Regions from separate parts of the Homo sapiens genome. Here region 1 is linked to region 2. A link is a loop called in an ENCODE intact Hi-C map of the cell type or tissue named here. Cell type or tissue: GM12878. All regions are shown on one strand. Region 1 overlaps CPEB4 (cytoplasmic polyadenylation element binding protein 4). Region 2 has its middle 8.6 kb from the start of LINC01942.

Region 1 (5,000 bases), 240 kb after region 2:
AGCATTCTATTTTATAAAATAATGGTTATAAATAAGAAACTCAGTCTTAATTCTCTTTAGTTTCTGTAGTCAGAGAAAAGTCTAATTAGATCTCTTGTGGCTTCTCTCTCTTATCTCTAAAGTTCTCAATCATTTACACTGACTTAGCTTGTGGTCCCTAGAGATTTCATAAGTTTATCTTGGTGTTTTTTTATGTTCATGTCAGCACAGAGAGCCATTTGTCAAAATTATTTTCACCTTGGGGCCAGTTCTTTATTCATTGGTTCTTTTAATATATGTCTCTTGTAACACATGCTTCTTTTAAGCAAACTTTTTGCAAGGTAGGAGAATTTTAATTTACTGCCTTGGCTTTTTTTCTGGATTGCTTTAATTTTTTCTACTACTTGGTCTGTTTTTCCACTTTTCTTTCCATTATATTTTTTTCACCTTTTTTTTTCCAACTGACTTTGGCTGGCTTAGCTTGGACAAAAACTACACCTAGTTTTGCCGAGTTTTTTAGAGCTTAAAAAATTGCCATTAATCTCTGGTATCATAACATCCTCTTAAGGCAAGTTATCTTGTTGCTCTGTCCTCTAAATGTAGCATCTAGAGTCAGAAGGCTTCTGGCAAGGATAAAAATAGCCTTCCTGCTTGCTGGTTTGTTGTTAGCTTTACTGGCAGTAGGAAATCTTTTGAATTCCTTAATTGGGTCAGCTTCTTACTAGTTTCTCTCTGGACATTCCCTTCTGCCTGAAATTCTTAGATGCTTTTAGATCTTGCAGCTTCGCACCTGCCCCGAGTTGTAGTCAAAGCAGTCCTTCCCTTCTATGAAACCTTCCTCCATCTGTAGAAACATATTCCATTGACCTCTCCCATCTTACAGATAAGTGTTATTTTCTTTTGCCACTACTACAATCTGTTTTTCAATCATCATATTACAATTGAAACATTAAATTTGGGGTTTTGGTTCAAAATGAAGATCCTCTCTGGTTTTATTGAAAAGAAAAATTTTAGGTTGAATTTTTGAAGTTTTCATTAAAATTATTATGTATCTTTGCCAGTTTGGCTTTGATGAAAGTAAGGGGTTAGGTTTTGTTCTTTTCTCTCTTCCTGAGAAGACTTATATCCCTGTTTTTAACCAAGGACACTAGCAAATTCTCATTTTTCTGAAGCTGAAATATCCCCCAGATTTGCCCCTCCCTTTTCCAAGGTTCCAGTTTGGAACTTTTTGGCCAAAATAAATCCTACTTGTCCTTTCTCTTACAAGTGGAAAATTGTTGGTTATCTTCGGCTTATTACTGGGGAAGGGAAAGGAATTAATTTTGTTAAGTACCTACTGCATATTGAGGGATTTTTTTTGGCATTCTGCAAACATTATCTCAAGACTGTCTCACAACAGCTCTGTGAAGTCAATGGAATTATCTCTGTTTTCCTGAGGTTCAGCAAAGCTAAATAATTTGACTTAGGTCACAAGATGATACCGGCTTGACTCTACCCATTACACTGCATCTTCCATGGCAGAGAGATCATCAACTGCTGACTTTGCTTCATTCATTTTCCACAGTTGTTTATTGAGCACCTTTCTCTGCTCCAGGCTCTGGGGTAGCACACCCAAAATCCATAAAGATCTCATTGCCCTACAGCAAGAGATTAAAACAAGTAATGTAAATATGGTGTAATAAGTGTAAAGAATACTGGAAGGAGTACAGAGGGTTATCTGAATCAAAGCAAGGATGATGTGGGGCAGGGAAGGCTTCTCATAAGATGTGAGGCCTAGCAGGGGAACTGCTGGGACAAAAGTGTGGAGGCTTGAGTGGTAAGACATTGAGGGGCAGAGAGAGAGAGGAGGGCCTTCTAGGTAGAGGGAGTTACCCAGAAGTTGAAGTTATGGGCCAGCAGTTCTGAATGGCTGGAGTGCCTGATGTGGGAAGGGAAATGGCAGTGTGGAGAGTTAGGAAAGCCATTAATTCAAAGATTTTTGTAAGTACTGGCTTTTGAGCTGAAAGCCAAATTTGTAGCAGAGAAGGGTTTTGTTTAGCCTAAACTCTGTGTGTTTAGTGAATTTTAAGTGGCTCTTTGGGAGGGGACAAGACTCTTCAGCTGATATCTGTCTCAGCCAGTTCCTTCTTTGTGATTTTGCATGGGAATGTCTTTGTTGGAAGTTGGTTGTAGCACAGATAGATAAGGGGGTAGAATAAGCTTACTGATTTTGATTTGGGGAGTTATTTTTGTGTCAATACACTAAATTATTAAAAATTAAATTTATACCATTAAATTATAGAACATATTGAATGCTGTTTTGTTCATATTGCTATGTCTTCTGCATTTGTGTAAGTATATAAAGTTGGCATTCAAAACCAGTGGATTTATTACACATTTCTTGAGCTTTGCTGTCCGATGTCCAGGTCCCCACAGCGCCATCTTGCTGCAAGTCTCAAGTGGAGTTTGTAAAAACAGAAGATGTGCAGGGGTAGGAGGACTACCTCCTTTAAAATATTACTTATGACGGTATAGTTTTGATTTACTTAGATGTGAGCTAAACAAAATTAGCAGGAGCAGAGGTAGGAGCAGCACTTCTAGTTAGGCAATCAACAACTGCAAATGTATGTGTATGTATATATTTGTGTGCATTAGAAATTTTTAATGGTGCTCACTGAAGACTCCTCTGCAAACACCCTGCTTTTCTTTGGAGTATCCACATTTTTATAGGGTGAATCAATCAAAAGTTGATCCTTAAAAATTTTATGCTACTTGTCACTTTAGAGTTATTCCCTATTATCATTCCTTGGCCTGCACCATGTTGTCAACATTGTTGGCATGACTGTGAAAAAGAAAAGCTTATAGATAGCGTGAAATCTAATTGTGCTGCAGATACATTTGATACTTTTTGGTGTTTGTGTGTTTGAAATGGCAGCATTTATTTTTATTATTTCCTGTTGAATTATCAGTAGTAGTAATATCTGGATTATTCTTTAGAAAATAACTTATTTTACCTAATTAATGAAAGTAATACTTATATATACTGCTAATGTAAAGGAGGATTTCCTCTGGTCTTTTCTCCTTTTATTTTTTGACTTGGTTACTTTAGTTAGTGTCTTAAAAGGATATGATAGTACATACTGTTCTTTTTAGCACCTCCTGCCCCCACCTATTCTAAGTCAGTCTGTTGGTAAATATTGGTTCTTCCAACTGGCAAATGCTTAGCATAGAATTGCCTAGTTGACGTATGGATCTTTTCTAGGTTGTAGGATTTGGTAGTGTAGATCCCCAGAGTCACACTGTATCTGTTGCCTATATTTGGCTAGGTTGAGTCATGTCACCAAATATAGCCTATGCCTTCGGCATGATGTATGCCAGGCTTCTGGTTCCAAATTCTGCAGCTGGCCTCCAGAGACTACTGCTTTTCCTGTCATAATGTTCCTTAAGATTAGGGCTGCTGACCAGGCAGTATTTTTTATATTTATAACAAAATCAATACCAAGAGCCTTCAAAGATTGAATTTTGCTCATCAAATAGGTTCACATGCTGAAATCCTAATGCCTTCCTTCTCCCTTTAGAAATTAAATTCTGAATGTGCCCAAACCTGGATAATGATTAAAGATAGATGAGTTCTTGGCTGGGCACCGTGGCTCATGCCTGTAATCCCAGCACTGTGGGAGGCTGAGGTGGAGGCATCACCTGAGGTCAGGAGTTCGAGATCAGCCTGGCCAACATGGTGAAACTCTGTCTCTACAAAAATACAAAAAAAATTACCCGCGCATGATGGCGGGTGCCAGTAATCCCAGCTACTCGGGAGGCTGAGGTGGGAGAATCACTTGAACCTGGGAGGCGGAGGTTGCAGTGAGCCAAGATCGTGCCATTGCACTCCAGCCTGGGAGACAGAGCGAGACTCTGTCTGAAAAAATAAAATAAAAAAGATGAGTTCTCAAAAACCCAACCAGACAAAACAGCAGGCAGGTACTGGGTTATATTAATATTCAGACATCTCAATTTTTATTTTATTATACTTTACTTATGAAATACTGGTGTTTTGAGTTCAGTGGAATGAACTCATCAAATGCTCACCTGGTACCCAAACAGGACACTCAAGATGCCTAGGTATTAAAAGCTCTAATTCCGAAGGGGGCTTTAATGTAAAAGAGGTAAGAAGGTTAGCCAGAAGCTGAAATGATTAGGTAAGAAAGTTAGTTGTTGCTTTGTAGCTACAAATAAAATTTGGTGAGTTCATTAAAAAGATGTTTCCAGCCAGGCGCAGTGGCTCAAGCCTGTAATCCCAGCACTTCGGGAGGCCGAGGCAGGAGGATCACGAGGTCAGGAGTTGAAGACCAGCCTAGCCGGGTATGGTGAAACCCTGACTCTACTAAAAATACAAAAATTATCTGTGTGTGGTGGTGCTCGCCTGTAGTCCCAGCTACTCGGGAGGCTGAGGCAGAAGAATCGCTTGAACCCAGGAAGCAGAGGTTGCAGTAAGCTGAGATCGCACTACTGCACTCCAGCCTGGGTGACAGAGTGAGACTCCATCTAAAAAAAAAAAAGATAGATTTGAAAAAATCCTTGAGAAAACTTATGCCTACGCAAAAGCCTGCGTGCACATAGATGTTTATGACGGCTTTATTCATAATTGTCAAAACTTGGAAAAACCAAGATACCCTTCAGTAGGTGAATATAGATTAGTAAACTGTGATCCATCCAAACAATGGACTATTATTAAGCACTAAAAAGAAATGAGCAATCAAACCATGAAAAGATATGGAGGAACCTTAAATGCATATGACTAAGTGAAAGATGGCAATCTGGAAGGCTGCATACTTTATGATTCCAACTGTATGATAGTCTGGAAAAGGCAAGTCTGTGAGACAATAAAAAGGTCAGGGGTTGGGGGCTGGCGAAGAGGGATGAATAGGGGGAGCACAGAGGATTTTTATGGCAGTGAAACTACTTTGTATGATACCATAATGGGTGGATACATGTCATTATACATTTGTCCAAACCCACAGAATGAATACCAAGAGTGAACCCTA
Region 2 (5,000 bases):
AGTGTGTGTTCAGAGGAACACGTTGCCAGAGGAAAAGAGTCTTGGGAAGGGCAGGTGAGGTCAGGAGGGGCCATGTATTGGTCAGTACAGGCTGCCATAACAGACTACTGCAGACTGCATGGCTTTAACAACAGATACTTGTTTTCTCACAGCTCTGCAGACTTGAAATCCAAGATCAAGGTGCTGGTGGGGTTGGTTTCTGGTGAGGTCTCTCTCCTCAGCTTACAGACAGCCACCTTCTAGCTGTGTTCCCATACGGCTTTTCCTCTGTATAAGCAGGAGGAGAGTGCTTTGCTATTTCTTCTTCTTTTTAATTTATAATTTAATTTTTTTTTTTTTGTAAAGACCAGGTCTTGCTATCTTTCCCAGGCTGGTCTTGAAATCCAGGCCTCAAGTGATCCTCCTGCCTTGGCCTCCCAAAGTGCTGGAATTACAGGTGTGAGTCACCACGTCCAGCCACCTCTTCTTAAAAGAACACCAATCCCATCAGATTAGGGACCCACCTCATGACCTCACTTAACCTTAATTATCTACTTAAAGACCCCATCTCCAAATACAGTCATCTTGGGAGTAAGGCCTCAACATATGACTTTGGTGGGACACAATTCAATTCATGACACCAGGTCATGCAGCACTCTGCAGGTGGGGAGACGAGGATGGTGTTGTCAGTGGGATAGAGGCTATGAGAGGGCTCTGAGGAGGTGAGGGACTTGGGTTTTAAAGAATCCTTCTGCCTGCTGTGTGGATGGAGTATCTGAGAAGGGAGGGGCACAGCCAGGAGGGAAGCGGCATTCACAGGAGCTGAGTGAAGAGACTGATGTCATGAAAAGGTAACAGGTGATGGTGACTCTGGCAGTCGAGGGGGTGGTGAGAAACGGTCAGGTTCTGGATAGATTTTGAAGACGGTGCTGACAGGGTTTGGGATGAATTTTATCTCAGAACGAGGAAAGAGGACTCAGAGAGGACTCCTAGATATTTGGCCTGGAGCAGCTGGTGTAAGGTAGAGCTGTACACGAGGAAGGAAAAAACTGGGCAAGGGTAGGAGTGGGGCACAGAAATCAGGGTCCTGCTTGGGGCAGGTTGAGATGTCCATTCGACGGCTATGGGGGTGTCTGGAGTGGGAAGACACAGATTAAGTTGTATCTGCTAATACGCATTTCAGGACTACCATGCCTCAGAGCCAGTGCTCCGCATTTTATACGTGGGATCTCCTTTAATTTTCATAACAACATCTTGAACAGTTTATACTATTTTTTATTAAATCTAAAACTGTTGATTGTGTGACATGCTGTGGTTCCAGATCTGCTAAAATGTGAAAAATTACGCATCTTAGAATAGATGAAACATGATAATATTGTGTCCAAAGTTTGTTCCTTCCAGTGGGTTCATGGTCTCACTGACTTACAAGAATGAAGCCGCGGACCCTCGTGGTGAGTGTTACAGCTCTTAAGAGTGGTGAAGACCGAAAGAGTGAGCAGCAGCAAATTTACTATGAAGAGTGAAAGAACAAAGTTTTCACAGAGTGGAAAGGGACCCCAACGGGTTGCCACTGCTGCGGTGGCCAGCATTTATTCTCTTATTTGTCCCCGCCCATGTCCTGCTGATTGGTCCATTTTACAGAGTGCTGATTGGTCCATTTTACAGAGCACTGATTGGTCCATCTTACAGTGTGCTGATTGGCCCATTTTACAAACCTCTAGCTAGCCACAGAGCGCCGATTGGTGCATTTTTACAGAGTGCTGATTGGCTCATTTTACAAACCTCTAGCTAGCCACAGAGCCCTGATTGGTGCGTTTTTACAGAGCACTGATTGGCACATTTTACAAACCTCTTGTAAGACAGAAAAGTTCTTCAAGTCCCCACCCAACCCAGAAGTCCAGCTGGCTTCACCTCTCAATATTATTTTCATTTTTCAGATAAAGAAACTGAGACTTCAGTAGCTTGGTAGTATCTCAAGGCTAGTAGTGGTCAGAGTTGGGATTCCTGCTCTTGATTCTTCCTGGTTACTATTTACAATACATGTGAAATGCTTAGCAACATGACTGGCACACTGTGGCCCTGATGATCAGCTGTTTAATGCAATGCACAGTACACAACACAACATGCATTCTACAATATGCTGTGCATACAGGTCAGAAGACAGTGTGCAGGCCTTGTGCAAAGGACCATACCAATGTCTTGGAGCTAAAAAACCACACATTTAGGTATACTATTGTATAACTGCCCTGTAGACTCCAATTTGCAAGTATTAGAGTGAGAAAAAACATATTCTTAAGAATAAACAACCTAAATCCTGCACCAATTCAATTTTGCTTTGGGGTACCAGGAGAGAGAAATTTTTCTCAATACTTATCATGCAATCTCCCTTGTTTTCAAGGAAAAGTGTTTCTGCATAGAAACACTCAAGTCAAAGGGCAGCTGCCTGTGGGACATGTGACTCTGGGGGTTTTTTCACACATCAGCAGCTGCAGTTTTGGAACTGGGTGAAGGGTATTTCCACCCTCTGCAAAATGAAGGCTAAATGAAAGCTACCCAGATGAGAACTGTTTAGATGAGAGGAATATAAGCCGTATGCTTGGGCCTTAGATATTCCCAGTTTCTTCTCAGAAGCGGAAAGTTGTTCCGAACAGGGTCTAAGCATGATAAGTCTGGAAGATTTAGAAATACTACGCATTTTGTGACGTGTGGAAGTCATTGTCATCGATTATTTATTTTGTCAATGGGGCTTGTCTTAGGATCTTGGTAGTCAAAGGCCAGAAAAATTAAGTAGGTCTTACAAGGACTCAAAAATTCAAACTTGTCAACTCAACAACAACAAAAACCCTCAAACAACCCAATTACAAATGGGCAAAGGCCTTGAATAGACAATTCTCCAGAAAAGATACACAAATGGCCAATAAGCACAGGAAAAGATGCTTAACATCATTAATCATTAGAGCAAGGCAAATCAAAACTCTGTCCATTAGGATGGCTACTATTGTTTAAAAAGCATTAAAAAGGATGTGGAGAGCCAGGCGTGGTGGCTCATGTCTGTAATCCCAGCATTTTGGGAGGCTGAGACGGGCAGATCACGAGGTCAGGAGATGGAGACCATCCTGGCTAACATGGTGAAACCCTGTCTCTACTAAAAATACAAAAAAAAAAAAAAAAAAAAAAAAAAAAAGAAAATTAGCCAGGCGTGGTGGCGGGTGCCTGTAGTCCCAGCTACTCAGGAGGCTGAGGCAGGAGCATGGTGTGAACCTGGGAGGTGGAGCTTGCAGTGAGCTGAGATCATGCCACTGCACTCCAGCCTGGGTGACAGAGCGAAACTCTGTCTCAAAAATAATAAATAAATAAATGAATACATAAATAAATATAAAAAGGATGTGGAGAGATTGGAACCCACGTGCACTATTGGTGGGAATGTAAAATGGTACAGCCACTGTGGAAAATAATCTTGCCATTCTTCAACAATTTAAACAGAATTACCATGTGATTCAGCAATTGCACTTCGAGTTTATAGACAAAAGAATTGAAAGCAGGGTCTTGAAGAGATAATCTGTATACATCCATGATCACGGCAGCATTATTCACAACAACCAACAGGTAGAAACAAACCAAGTATCCATAGACAGATGAATGGATAAATGAAATGGGGTCTATCCATTCAAGGGAATTTTATTCAGCCTTTAAAAGCAAGGAAATTCTGATCATCCATGTTCAGATCCATGTTCAGATCTGTGTTCCTCCAACATGGATGAACCTTGAGGACATTATGTTAAGTGAAATCAGCCAGACACAAAAGGACAAAGATTGTATGATTCCACTTAAATGAGGTTCCTAGAGCAGTCAAATTCAAGGAGACAGGAAACAGAATGGTGGTTGCGAGGGTGGAGAGCAAGGGGGAGTTTTTGTTTAATGGGTAGAGTTTCAGTTTTGCAAGATGAGAAAGTTCTGGAGATGAACAACGGGGATGGCTGCACAACAATATGAATGTATTTAATGCCACTGAACTGTACACTTAAAAGTAGTTAAGATGGTAACTTTTAAGTTATGTGTATTTTATCACACACAACAATGTGGACTTATCTATTTAGAATAGGTATGCTCCCTGTTCCTCCATCACTGCCTGTATACAGTAGGTGCTCAATAAATGAATGAAAAAGAGTCATCACTGATGTAAACCAGATGTCCCTCCTCCCTGATGCAGGTTCGGTCTGGACTTGGAACTCAGCCTCCTTGTTGCTACTCACCAAAAAACAAACCAAAAAACAAACAAACAAAAACAAAAAAAGATGCATTCCTGTAGACCTGTAGATTTTTCAGAAGATCTCTGTGATCACAGGGTGGGGTCTGATCCTACAGTTCACATCAAAATCTTAAAGAATCTCATGCAACCACCAAGTAGTGTTCTTCTATCTGCCCTTCTTCCCTTGAGTTGTGCAAAGAAATACTGCTCCCTACAAGGTACGGATACTGATTTGATATTGTACTGATAATGATCAGTACAATAATTGGTCTCCCAGTACCTCCCGAGTTACTGAGACTGCAGGCATGCACCACCACGACCAGCTAATTTTTGTATTTTTAGTAGAGATGGAGTTTCGCCATGTTGGCCAGGCTGGTCTCAAACTCCTGACCTCAGGCGATCTGCCCACCTCAGCCTCCCAAAGTGCTGGGATTACAGGCATGAGCCACTGTGCCCAGGTGGGTTTTTATTTAAGTAAATTACTGGGGCTTCTCCAAAACTGGGCCCTCTAGGAAACAGGGCTGACCTTGCCAGAAGGCAACATAGGAGCCACACTTGTTATCAATGTATGCCATCGGGGTCTCCCAGTACCCACGAGTTGCATAACTTCAGGAGACAGTGTATTCTTAGGTTGTATAGTAGCAGCCCTCGCCATCCATAGCCCTACCCACTTGCTCCCCAAATATTTGTTCTAACTCCTCAAGTGCATTCCCTGAAAGAAATTTTGGTGGATTAAATCATTTTGTTCTAGCAAGGGACATGGGCCTTTCTT

What was found. Peaks named below come from ENCODE experiments on the same cell type or tissue, not always from the same donor. Only the 100,000 strongest peaks of a DNase experiment are listed, where the experiment ranks them.
Region 1: a loop joins it to region 2, with 2.1 times the contacts of the local background. A loop is called at or near these places in 5 of 110 quality-filtered maps.

What each region holds. Positions count from the first base shown.
Region 1 is chr5:173,923,274-173,928,273 of GRCh38, forward strand. The region is part of intron 2 of CPEB4 (cytoplasmic polyadenylation element binding protein 4); the gene reads left to right. Among named protein-coding and RNA genes, the nearest start is that of CPEB4, 37 kb to the left of the region's middle. In GM12878, a CTCF peak has its summit at 2,401; a DNase peak (open chromatin) is centred at 163; H3K27ac peaks cover 260 bases.
Region 2 is chr5:173,678,397-173,683,396 of GRCh38, forward strand. No RefSeq gene overlaps it. Among named protein-coding and RNA genes, the nearest start is that of LINC01942, 8.6 kb to the right of the region's middle. RefSeq lists an enhancer at 2,390-2,599. In GM12878, no CTCF peak of the experiment used is centred here; DNase peaks (open chromatin) are centred at 2,105 and 2,495; H3K27ac peaks cover 2,248 bases.